2 separate regions of the Homo sapiens genome follow, and region 2 is linked to region 1. A link is a loop called in an ENCODE intact Hi-C map of the cell type or tissue named here. Cell type or tissue: dorsolateral prefrontal cortex. All regions are shown on one strand. Each heading gives the region's core, and the rest is flanking DNA. Links, peaks and the distances in the headings are about the cores only.

Region 1 (6,753 bases), core at 799-5,798:
TTATGCTAGATCCTTGTTTGATTCCTATTTGCCTTGCATATAGGTACTAAATAGACATTTATTAAATAAGTTAATTTGAAGTCAAGTATTAATAAAGCTCTAAATACAGTTGCTTTTAGTAATTAAGAAATGTCCTTTACATAGACATAGCATAAAAATAAACTTCTGTGTACCTCTGTGTCTCAGATACGTTTGTATGCATATTTTGTGCTAGTTACTCATGTTATTTCATTCCCCCCACCCCTTTCCTTATGTCTGAGGAGCTCCTCCTGAAGCTCCACATGAAAAACAATGCCTTCTCACTTCCGTCATTTTGAGGATTGCGATGGGGGATAGCTGAGATATTTGAAGCTTGGGAACTCTTGTGTTTTGGTTTGAAGCTGCTTTGATCAACTGGCCTTCCCAGGCCAGCTTCAGTGGGGCCAGGATCTGTAGACTTCCCCAGCTTGTAGGTTCAGAAATCTGTGACTATGTAATTAGGATAATTTTCTCAGGAAAATTTAATCAGATGGTGAGCTCACTGGCATATTGTGTGTTTTTTTTTTTCTATCTTCTGGTATAATTAACTGTTCTCCAAGCAACTGAAGAAAACAAATTTTATTTAGGAGGAAAAGTATTTTATTTTGCCCCTAGTCAATTTACATAACCGCAGCTTCTGTCTGTAAAATGTGGACACCACAGTCTTCTCTCTTATTCCTCTCTGTTTTACTGAAATGCCATGTGAGTAAAAGACTTTAGACAAGAGAATGTACACTCTCTCCACCCCTCCAATGAGATAGGATCGGGGGAGGATTATAACAGACTTATTTCTTTGATATTCAGGTATGGAATTGGCAATTGGACAAATGTATCTTTCTACGAGGCCATCAGGAAACAGTGAAAGACTTTAGACTCTTGAAAAATTCAAGACTGCTTTCTTGGTCATTTGATGGAACAGTGAAGGTAATTTAAAGTATAAATTTGTTTTTTGAAAAAGTATTCTCATATTGCAATGATTATATTGAGACAGTCAAAAGCCACTGTGAGGCTAATTACTTACTTAAAAATTTTTAATTTTTCTCATGCTTGTTTTCTGTTAATTGCAGTCACCTACATCTGCTGTGTTTAATGAGCATTTATACTGTTAGTCACATTTAAAGTAAAGGGGTCAGAACAGCCAGTGTATTAAAACTCTTGTTTTATAGACCTGTCTTGTAGCTGATTATGCTTTTTAATATAAAATGTTCTTAAAAGTGTCAACCTCCAAGTGTTTTTTTTTTTTTTTTAAGGTATGGAATATTATTACTGGAAATAAAGAAAAAGACTTTGTCTGTCACCAGGGTACAGTACTTTCTTGTGACATTTCTCACGATGCTACCAAGTTTTCATCTACCTCTGCTGACAAGACTGCAAAGGTAGGTCAATCAATTGAAACCATGCATAAAACTTTGGTAGTGGTTATGTATAATGAGTTCAAATAATATATGCAAAAGGACATAACAGTTGCTCTCTACATGTCTGTTTCATATTTTGTGATCTTTTGGAGGATGCCCATTGGCATTTAGTTGGTATCAAATGAATGAAATGAAATACATTGAGGACTTCTGATTTCTCCCTTATGGATTACTTTTTGTCTATAACTAATCAAATGCAACCTCTACTGCATATTGTAGGCAATAAAAATCATTGAAAAGCATTTACATTTAATTATACACTGACAATACAATTTTAATATAATTAATGTAATATAATTGACGTGTGTCTAAAATCACATTCTGGTGAATGATGCTGCTTGGTGGGGGACCTCAAGTACTCTCTTCTCTCCTTTTTTCTCCTTCTACCAGTCTTTCCAAACTATAAACCTTGGAATTGTCAGGGCTGTATCCTGTCTTTTGTGCTCTGTTGATGACTCTTTAGTGCATCTTAGAGTTATCTTCTCCTCTTTGTCACCACCCTGAAGAGCATGCTTTCCTCCTCCTCCACTGGTGAACTGTCCCAGCATCCTGCCTCTGGTCTGCACCTCTTCCACTTTATCTTCCATACCACTGCCTGTGTCCCTTGTTGAAACACCTATTACCTAACGGTTTATAGGCCAACCACTTAGCTCCTCACCATCTTTTTCTGCTATATTGTTTCCTCTGTGCCAGCCTACTTTCCAACTTCATCTTTTTGTGCATGCTGCTAACTTTGGTTTGATAAACCTTCTACTCTTTTACCTTGAAGCATTATGACTCATCTTTCTAGACCTAGATTTGATGGCAGCTCTTCTGAAGCGTTTCCTGACCCTCAAGCAAGGTTAGCTGCTCTACCTCCAGTGTTTCTATTACATTTTATTCATTTGTTAGAACATTTACTTCATACAACTGTTCACTAACTGTTCGTGAGCCTGTCTTTGTGATTAAACTATAAACTTTTCAAGGATAGTGACTGTAGCTAGTTTATCTTCTTGTACCACTAGTTCTTAGCTCACAGCGCTTGGAACTTGGTAGTTTTCAGTATGTGGTTGCTAAATGATGTTGACAAAACCATGAGACAATATTGAAAGAAAAAAAAAATAGCATTTGGCTGCCAAGAAGTAGGCTAGTATAGTGACTAACATTTAAAGATTACTTGTCACATGCTAGTAATTTCACTCTCTATAATCTCATTTAATCTTCACATCATAGGTACAATTGTCCTCATTTTACAGATGCCGTGTCTGAAGCTATAGAAGCTTATATGAGTTGTCCTAGTCACAAGAATCTAGTGAACAGTGGAGCTAGCACTCACATTCAGGTCTGCTTCACTCCACAGACTGCTCTTAGCTGATTCAGTGTTCTTCTGTCTAGGTCTAAATTAAGGAAGGAGTGACATTGATCCTTGAGCTGAATTTAACTTGAGTAAATAAAGGGAAACTCAGAAAAATTAACAAGGTTGCATGCTGGAACTTGGGCATCTCATGACAGTTTATGAATTGCCAGATATTAGAATGTCCATGTGATTGAATTTATGGCTGAATAGCAATCAAGGCAGATGCTTATTTTGAGTGTTTATAGCATTGCTAAACAATCCTAATTGCCTTCCAGATCTGGAGTTTTGATCTCCTTTTGCCACTTCATGAATTGAGGGGCCACAACGGCTGTGTGCGCTGCTCTGCCTTCTCTGTGGACAGTACCCTGCTGGCAACGGGAGATGACAATGGAGAAATCAGGGTAGGCTGTTTGCTGACATGAGAGCACTGCTCTTCTTGTAGCTTGGGCTAGCACTGTTCACAGTGGGGACCTTTGTTCACGGGCCAGGGAAGCATAGTCCTGAAGTTGTGGTTGGATGAGGCATTCTTTTTGTTTCTTGTGCACATTGTATTCACAGCTGCACTCCACTGCAGAAACGGATTCATTTTAGAGTTAGAGTGAAGCATTCCCTGTATATGTGAGGAAGCAAGTGCTCTAGTCATTTGTAGTTCATTCTCTGCCATTAGCTTGAGAATGATTCATCTTAATTCTTGGACTTGAACCAAAGGTTTTTGGTAGCAGAATTTGAGGAAAATAATTTTGTAAATTATGGTCTGGATTATAAATGAATTGCAAATTCTGCTTTTTCTGTGCTGAAAGAAAAGATCTCTTTAGCACTATACCCATTTGATAGCCATTTCCAGTGTGGTTTGTTGCAGTCCTCTGTGGACTGCCTGCCTGTTAAACAGTGCAGAGGTTCACATTTCCGTCATTGTGGGGCAGCGAAGGGCTCCTAATTGAGTCACAGTCTGCATGCTAGGCCAGTTTTTATTACCCTGCAGTGCTTAAGATATACATACAAACCATGCCAATTTTATTTAGAAAACAATCTATTTTTTTTAGATATATAATTTTGACTTTTAGAAAACAATCTTTTTAGGAGGCTTAGAATGTTGTTCTCTGTGTCTGTGGAAATATAGTACCATATGGAAAGAATTGCATGCTGAAAGATTAGAAATTATGGAAAAGGAGTCAGTTGACCTAGTTGTGTCAGAAGAATTGGGGAGCCGATTGGAAAAGTTTGGGTATTGGGATGACTACTTTGGTAACCAGTGTAGATGAGGAAGATGGGGTTTTCCCCCTTTCATTACAAAGGAGGATCTAAAACTCCAGGAACAGGTATATAGTGCAGAAGACTAGGAGAGTATACAGTTTGCAGGAACAGAGGTGTTATCAGATGGGCTTTCCAGGGAAATTAAGATTCTTCTTCTTGAGGACTAAGTAACCAACCTTCTCTCTACCAGTCACATAAATGTGTGTCAGCTGAAGTGGCAGGGCTGCTTTGGAAATGTTCATTTTGCTCTGAGTTCGCGTCTTTGGATGAAAGTGCTCCTTTCCCAGTTATGAGGCGGTGTTTCATTTTTCAACCACTGCAGGAAAAAGTTGTCTCCATTAAAATTGTGTTATTTTAAAAATTTTTGTTGGTACATTAAAAAAATTTTTTTCTCCCTGATTATTCAGAATATAGGAAAGTTACTGATTTTTGTTTGTATATGTACTACCTTACTGAACTGTTTCTAATGAGTTTTTCCATTCGGTTCTCTTGGATTTTCTAGGGAGAGATTTACAAATGATTGTTTAATTTTCTTTTACCATTTATGCCTCTGTTTCTTTTTCTTATTCTGGTGTACCTTTATTTGAAAAATTAGAGCACTGCTTATATATTAAATGCCACTGGAAATAAATGGCAATATTAGTATCTGTGTTAGGGTTGTTTATAATAAAGTCTAGTAAAATAATTTTAGAATACATATATATGGACATATATATGTTTTAAAACCAGAGAAGCTTCTGGATAACTCTGTTAATGAATTGTGTATCATGTTTATGTAGATATGGAATGTCTCAAACGGTGAGCTTCTTCATTTGTGTGCTCCGCTTTCAGAAGAAGGAGCTGCTACCCATGGAGGCTGGGTGACTGACCTTTGCTTTTCTCCAGATGGCAAAATGCTTATCTCTGCTGGAGGATATATTAAGGTAAGAGTTCCCCAAGAACTGTGAAAGAAAATAATAGCCTATATCATACTTTCCAAGCTATTTTCACTTCCTGTTTCTCAGTTGGGCCTTTTACAACCCAGCAGAGTAAAAAGGCTGCTACTCCGGAGGCTAAGGTGGGAGGATCGCTGGAGTCTGTGAGGTCAAGGCTGCTTTGAGCCATGCTTGCGCCACTTCACTCCACCCTGGGTGACAGAGCGACATCCTGTCTCAAAAAAAAAAAAAAAAATCTGGCAGTAAAATGAGTTTAGTAACTAAAGAAAAGAACAGAAAAAAATATTGAAAACAAAAAAGAACCAGAAAAAACTTTAAAAAATAATTAAAAGCCAGGCACGGTGGCTCACGCCTGTAATCCTAGCACTTTGGGAGGCCAAGGTGGGCGGATCACCTGAGGTCAGGAGTTTGAGACCAGCCTGGCCAACATGGCGAAACCCTGTCTCTACTAAAAATACAAAAAATAGCCGGGCGTGGTGGCATATGCCTGTAATCCCAGCTACTTGGGAGGCTGAGGCAGGAGAATCGCTTGAACCCGGGAGGTGAAGGTTGCAGTGAGCCGAGATCACACCATTGCACTGCAGCCTAGGCAACAAGAGCAAAACTCTGTCTCAAAAAAGAAAATAAATAAATAAATAAATTAATTAATTAATTAATTAAAAAAATAAATAAAAAGGAAAAGAAAAAAAAAGGCAGTTACTATTATCCCCATTTTGTAGTGATGAAACTGAGATCCACAAGACTGCTTTCCTCAGATCTTGGGGAAGCTTTGGTGACAGTGGCAGGGATGCCCTCAATCCAGAGCTGTCATACTGCCTCATACTAAACTTGGGGCATTAGAATGACTAGCAAGTTGGGTGTTTAACTTAGTTCTGTTTTCCATGTCATTCACAATTAACTATGTTGGTTGAAAATCTTTAAAAAAACATATTTTTGAAATTTCTTCAGTAATAATAATAGCAGCAGTATATGGCTTTATAGTTTACAAAACGCTTCACTCCCCTCATCTTACTAGCCAGCTTTTTGAGGCTTAAATTTCATTCTTGGTTTACAGATGAGGAAAATGATTTTCTATGGAGGTTATAACTTTCCTAAAGTTACATAATTAGTGCCGGGTGTGGTGACTCACACCTGTAATCCCAGCACTTTGGGAGGCCAAGGCGGGCAGATCACTTGAGGTCAGAAGTTGAAGACCAGCCTGGCCAACATGGCAAAACGCCATCTCTGCTAAAAAATACAAAAATTAGCTGGGTTTTGTGGCGGGCACCTGTAGTCCCAGCTACTTGGGAGGCTGAGAGGTGAGACTCACTTGAACCCCGGGGGAGCAGAAGTTGCAGTCAGCTAAGGTCACACCACTGTACTCCAGCCTGGGCAACAGAGCGAGACTATCTCAAAAACAAACAAACAAAAAAACCAAAAATAAAGTTACATAATTAGTAAATAGAAAAGCCAGGACTCAAACCCAGGTCTCTGCCTCTGCTTTCTCTAGCTAATTGGCTTTTTAAAACTTACTAGTGATTGAGGCCGCAATTTGAATGTGTTGTGGTGCTTCAGGGTCATATTTTTGGTGTTTTTTTGATGTATCTTTTATCTATCCACTCAAAAAGACTGTGTTGAATGTCCAGTGTGTGCTAAGCTACTGCTCTGTGGCACAATGTTTATGGCTTGGTTCCTGCCTTTCAGCAGCTTACAGTCTATGGGGGAAGCAGGTGGTAAACCAATAAAGTCCCTAAAGTTTAGAAGGGGTCTGGGACATGCTTTCATGAGGGAGGTGGAAGCACAAAGGAGAGGAGTG
Region 2 (5,876 bases), core at 1-5,000, 210 kb after region 1:
ACATAATTGAACACAAAATTTTATCTTGTCTAAGTACTTCTGACTTCACAGGGAATTGTGATAAGGAGTATAACTCAGTGGAGATGATGTGGGATGGTAGGTGGAATGCTGGCCGTGGCCTTAGTAGTGATCTTAGTCCTTCCCCTGCTTTAAGTCCCTGTGTGACCCAGTGAGTTACTCTGTATCTTTAGGTCTTAGTTTTCTTACTATTTGCTCTATCTACCTCATGGGAGTTCTGTGAAGAGTAGATTAACTCACTTTTCCAACTCTCCCTATCTGTAGTTGTCTCAAAGTGGAGAATGCATACTCCAGGGATGAGCAGGATGGTTCATTCGGGTAGAGGAGGATGACATCAAGGAACACTTATAGGTGCTTTAAAATTTGTTCTTTTAAAATTTACGTTTTTAGCATATGTTTTATAATGTATGGACATAGCATTACATTTATGAAAACCATAAACACACAAACATATATTGGAGATATGTGCTTTTTTTTTAATTAATAGGGGTAGGTGATAAAAATGTCGAGGGCCTGGTGGCCTCCAGGATAAAGTCCAAATTCTTTAGTATGGCATTTATGTCCTCTGGGGACCCTCCAGCTTCATTTCCTCCCCCATTGCTTCTCCTTCTACTTAATGAACTGAACATACTAGTATGTTTTGTAGCTTCACTGTCTTTGCTTATACTACTCTTTTTGCCAGAGACTCCTGAAACCTCTCTCAGCCTCCCACCTTCCACTTGAAAGACTAATTTCTCAAGACTCAGCAAAGGAGTTATCTCCTGAATAAGCCCTTTCCTGAACCTCTCAGGTATGCCAGATCACTCCTTCCTTGGGCTTCCACTGTACTGTACACATGCCACCTATAAGCTGTGTGGAAGTGTGCTTGTTTGATTTCATTTACTAGTCTGTAGATCTCTGTATTACTCTACACTGCTATAAAGATACTATCTGAAACTGGGCAATTTATGAAGAAAAGAGGTTTAATTGACTCAAAGTTCCAAATGGCTGGGGAGGCCTCAGGAAATGTACAATCACAGTGGAAGGTGAAGCAGAAGCAAGGCACATCTTACATGGCAGCAGGAGAGAGAGAGAGAGAGAGTGCAGGGGAAACTGGCAATTTTAAACCATCAGATCTTGTGAGAACTCCCTCACGATCACTAGAGCAGCATGGGGGAAACTGCCCCCATGATCCAATCACCTCTTACCAGGTTCTTCCCTTGACATGTGGGGATTACAATTCGAGATGATATTTGGGTGGGGACACAGAGCCAAACCATATTAAGGGCAACTGCCATGGCTTCTTAAATCTTTTTTGTTTTAGAACCTAAAATGGTCCCTGGTATGTATTTCATAAATATTGATTAGCTATGCAAATAGCAAATAAGCTCTGAGAGTACTATAGCATGTTAAAATCTCCAGGCAAATGTTAATAGTTATTATTATTAACCTACGTTAAATTCTCATAGGTTTCAGTGGAATATCTTTATTAAAAATCTTAATCAAGTGACGTGAGCAAAACAATCCTAATTGACACCTGTAGACACTGGTTTTCAACCCCGGGAGCTTTCAAAAATATCAGTGCCCAGGCTCTGCTCATAGGGGTTTTGATTCAATTGGTATGGGATATGGGTCAGGCATCTGTGGTTTTTAAAAGCTCCCCAGATGATTTTCATGTGCAGGCAGGGCTGAGAACCATTGTTTCAAATGTCATGGATAGGAAAAGAAAGGTGCTTGGGAAAACCTAAGGCAGAGTGCTCTTCCTGAAAATGCAACTGCAGTTGTGAAAGCTTCTGTCTTTGTAAGGTTAAGATGTGTCCTTGGGGGAAGACACACACACACAAATTGCAGTTATTTATTGAGACCAGACTACTAAGTCACTTCGATGAAAACTTGAGAGCTTAAGACTCGCCAGCATGGGCTAAGAATAGATCACATTGCAGAAACCAGAACAGTTTCTTGGAAGGAATGGCTGAAGACATTGACAAAGGCTGAGCAGAGGATGAAATTGGGAAGTCACCCATCAACTATGGGGGTTGGGCAACGTGAAAATGTGCTTACCATTTGCAATGAAATGGAAAAGGCCTTGGTGAGAAGGCAGTGGAGATTAATGATAATAAGTCATGTTGAGTTTTAACAAGATAACATACAGGATAACAAAAAGGCAAAAGTTTATTAAGTCAGATCCTGATTTTGCAACTAACACCTTTTTTCCTCCCTCTCTTTTTCACCTTGAGACTGTTACAGATAGCTGAGTAAGGTGCCAAATTAGACTCGAACTGCATCTCAGGGTGAAAACTGTGAGTGAGCATCAGCTAATGTTATCCTAAAGTGTATGGAATTACAAGTTTCTATGAAGATGTTTTTGAGAAACCTTATTAGGATTAGTGCGTATGTTGTCAACATTGGATTTTCTAGAGAATCAGAGTGAATATAGCTGGTACATAAGCATTGTTAATTTGCATCATGGATATCAAAGCCTTCTTGATAGAAATTACCTATTTGCACTGCATACTAATTTGGGCATTGCTGCTCTGGAATTGATAAAAGTTTAGCCTATAAATTGGCTGAAGTTCCTTTTGTGCTAAGAAAGAATTTGCTAAGCAGATGCATAATGTGCCATTGGCCATTGCGGTTAATTTTTTTAAGAGAATAAATATTTCCAAGCACTTAAGTGCCATGTGTTACAAATCACACCACTCAGGGACTAGTTGAGGCTTCTTTTTTCCTTGAAGTCGGGCAGGCAGGACCTCTAGTGGCAATGGCTAGTTAGCAGTTAGATTTAGTGCTAATGTTTTAGAAAGTACAAACTGCACTTCTTTTAAATTCTGGTTGATAGACTTCAGGTTGATATTCCCCCCAATAATTTAAGCTTTGCACATTCTAATTCCCTGGTGTTCAAATTGTCACAAGTTCTTGCTGTGTACATATTTCTTGGAGGAACACTTTTAAAGAAAATGGCTTCAAAGATTCCCAGGCAAAGTGGACACCTGGACCTGTAAAAGGAACGCTGCCCCTAAGATGTGGAAAGAGGCCAACAAATGTTTTAATTGGTTCTTGACTTCAGTACTACTGACTTTTTCTCACATGGCACACTGATGCCCCTAAATACCCATTTGTCCTCTGAATTTGGTCTTTCAAACAAGGGTGAGAGATGATTTTGAGAGTGAGAAGAGAGCTGTTCTACTGGGGAAAAGGGCACAGGGAGGGAGTTTTGACAGGTATTTGTGGTGGCCACAGCCAGTGATAAAGCAAACACTGCAGCTGAGTTCAGGCCCCACTGTGAACGGGCCTGCAGTTACATCTCACTCCTCTCTTCTGTCAGTTGGGTCCCATGGGGTCCACTGGCAGGACCCACTCCAGGCAGGTGTCCCTGAGCCTCTCCTAACCACCTCTTTCTCCTCCATGTCTTTGCTCTCTATGTGGCGGGGGCAAGAGGGGAGCAAAGGGCAGTAGTGGCTTGTGTGCAGGCAGCCAGATGGGAGCCTGACCTTGGGTCACAGGCACACGAAAGGCACAGCCTACTGATGCACTATTTGGCCTGTGCTGTGAGGAGGGGGGTGCAGAGGGAGAGAGGAAGAGAGAAGAAAACTCCTTTCTTCTATCTCTAACCTAGGCATCTAGTGCATTTCAGTCCTGAATTCTTTCAGGGCTCAGCTGAAACTGTTACTTCAGAACCCTTCCCTGATCAAGGTCAGGCCTTCCACGGGCTTTTTGTAGCTTCCTGTGCTTGTCTCTACCAGCACTTATTATTATTACCATGAATTACTTGTGTAAATATTTATTATCTGTGTCAGTGGATGATAAGCTTCATGAGAGCAGAGATTGGTGTCTGTACTATTTATTTTTGTATTCTTATGCAGGAGGCCTGAGACAAAGTGCTAAATAAATATTTGTTGAATGAGTGAGTGAGGCAACAAATGAATCAATGAGATACACAAGAACATATGTATAAGAATGTTCTTTGGAAATAACCTAGAGTCTAGCAAGAGGGAAACAAATCATGGAGATCCATTTGTTTGAATATGTCATTGAAAGGCATATCTCAAAAAATATTTACTAACATTGAAAAATTCTCAGAATGTAAGGTTAAGAGAAAAAAGTAGGGACACAAAAATTGACATATGGTATGATTCCTTTTTCTTTTTTTGACATAAAGAAAATACAGAGAATTCTTACTATTCATGGTAGTTATATTCTATAAGGTCACTACAAACACTGAATTGCAAATACTGAATGATTGCACCTAGGGGAAATACAGAGTTAGGCTCCTGCAAGCCTCTGGTCACAATATTTTTGTCAACTGATCAATTTATAACCTTGTTTTATATGTGTTTCTGTTTAAAGACACCTTCTTTTAATATATATTATTGATTACTTAACATTGAAATCATGACCAACAGCACTGTCACTTATGCCTGAAAGAAGCTTATCTAATAACACACGTATTTTCTCAAGACACATCACAGTCTTGCTATGCTTTGGACACCAGACAGTGCTTCAGCTCCATGCTGCAGGCGATTTTAAACCACAAGACCACTAACAAAAAGCATATAAATATGAAAAATATAGCACTAAGTAGATCTTAGAAAAGATACTTGTTTACAGTATGAGAGCTGAAACAAGAAGGAGAGGCATCACCTTGTTTGACTTCGCCTGGGCATGTATGCATCAGCCAACTCAACCTTTTTGCTGCTCTGAGCATGTGCATGCCCACAAATAACTGAAATGCACTGTGAGTATTGATTTGCGGTTACAATTCAATTTTAGCAAGTAGGGGAATTTGCAAATACAAAATCTGTGACTAATGAAGATTGACTGTATGTCCTTAAAACAAAAAAAATCTCAGGGCAAATCTGCCCCTCGTGGTAGCGGGACTATGGTGACATAAACATTTAAAGATGTATCCTTTTCTTTAATTCCTCAAATTTCTAAAATTAACTTGTATTATTGTATAAGTAGGAAAATAAATATTATTTTTCTTTTATTAGGAAATGGCAAAATGTGATGGGCAGAATATATATAGAGAAAGGGTAGCAAAAATTTCTTTGGCCAGCTGTGGCACAGTAAGTTTAAACGTAAACAGCCAAAACTGTCAGTAGAGTAGTTTCAAAAACATATTGAGCCATAACTTTGAAATATATTTTGAGCCGGGCACAGTGGCTCACGCCTGTAATCCCAGAACTTTGGGAGGCTGAGGCGGGTAGATTGCAAGGTCAAGAGTTTGAGACTAGCCTGGCCAACATGGTGAAACCTCACCTCTATCAAAAATACAAAAATTAGCCGGGCATGGTGGTATGTGCCTGTAATCCCAGCTACTCGGAAGGCTGAGACAGGAGAATCACTTGAACCCAGGAGGCAGAGGTTGCAGTGAGCTGAGATCGCGCCACTGTACTCCAGCCTGGGTGACAGAGTGAGACCCTGTCTTGGTGGGAGGTGGGGGAGCGGGGGGAGGGGGAAGAAAAAAAGAAAGATATTTTGAATTCTCTCTTATATGACTTTTGTGAATGGCCAAAGTATCATTCTGTAGTCAGGAACAGGCTGACTTTTTGAGCCAGGGCTTCAAGCTGAACAGGAGAAAGAGACATAAGCATGAACAAGACCTATCTCTGCAAGCAGAGGTCAGCCACTTGACAAAGGCAGTGCAAAGGGGATGGCTTTCTCCGGAAATCCCTCGCTTCAGCTACTCATCCTCCACCTCCTGCCAAGTCTAGGTTAGGTTCCCCTCAGCAGAATGTCCTTCTCTGTTCTAGCACTCCCCACACTGTGTTGTCATTACCTGTATATGTCTGTGTTCCCAACTAGACTTTAAGCTCTATGAGGGCAAGGGCTGAATGTAGCTTGCTCACTATTGAATTACATTGCCTGACACATTGCTT

Evidence for each region. Peaks named below come from ENCODE experiments on the same cell type or tissue, not always from the same donor. Only the 100,000 strongest peaks of a DNase experiment are listed, where the experiment ranks them.
Region 2: it touches region 1 in a loop (4-fold over the local background); 15 of 110 quality-filtered maps call a loop at or near these places.

The regions. Positions count from the first base shown.
Region 1 is chr12:98,722,371-98,729,123 of GRCh38, forward strand. APAF1 (apoptotic peptidase activating factor 1) reads left to right here. Exons shown (of 27, transcript NM_181861.2): 23 at 823-942; 24 at 1,269-1,394; 25 at 3,045-3,170; 26 at 4,803-4,946. Among named protein-coding and RNA genes, the nearest start is that of APAF1, 80 kb to the left of the region's middle. In dorsolateral prefrontal cortex, for the core only: CTCF peaks have their summits at 3,647 and 3,854; DNase peaks (open chromatin) are centred at 3,221 and 3,682; H3K4me3 peaks cover 977 bases; H3K27ac peaks cover 3,525 bases.
Region 2 is chr12:98,936,816-98,942,691 of GRCh38, forward strand. The region is part of intron 17 of ANKS1B (ankyrin repeat and sterile alpha motif domain containing 1B); the gene reads right to left. Among named protein-coding and RNA genes, the nearest start is that of APAF1, 290 kb to the left of the region's middle. In dorsolateral prefrontal cortex, for the core only: a CTCF peak has its summit at 2,750; a DNase peak (open chromatin) is centred at 2,736.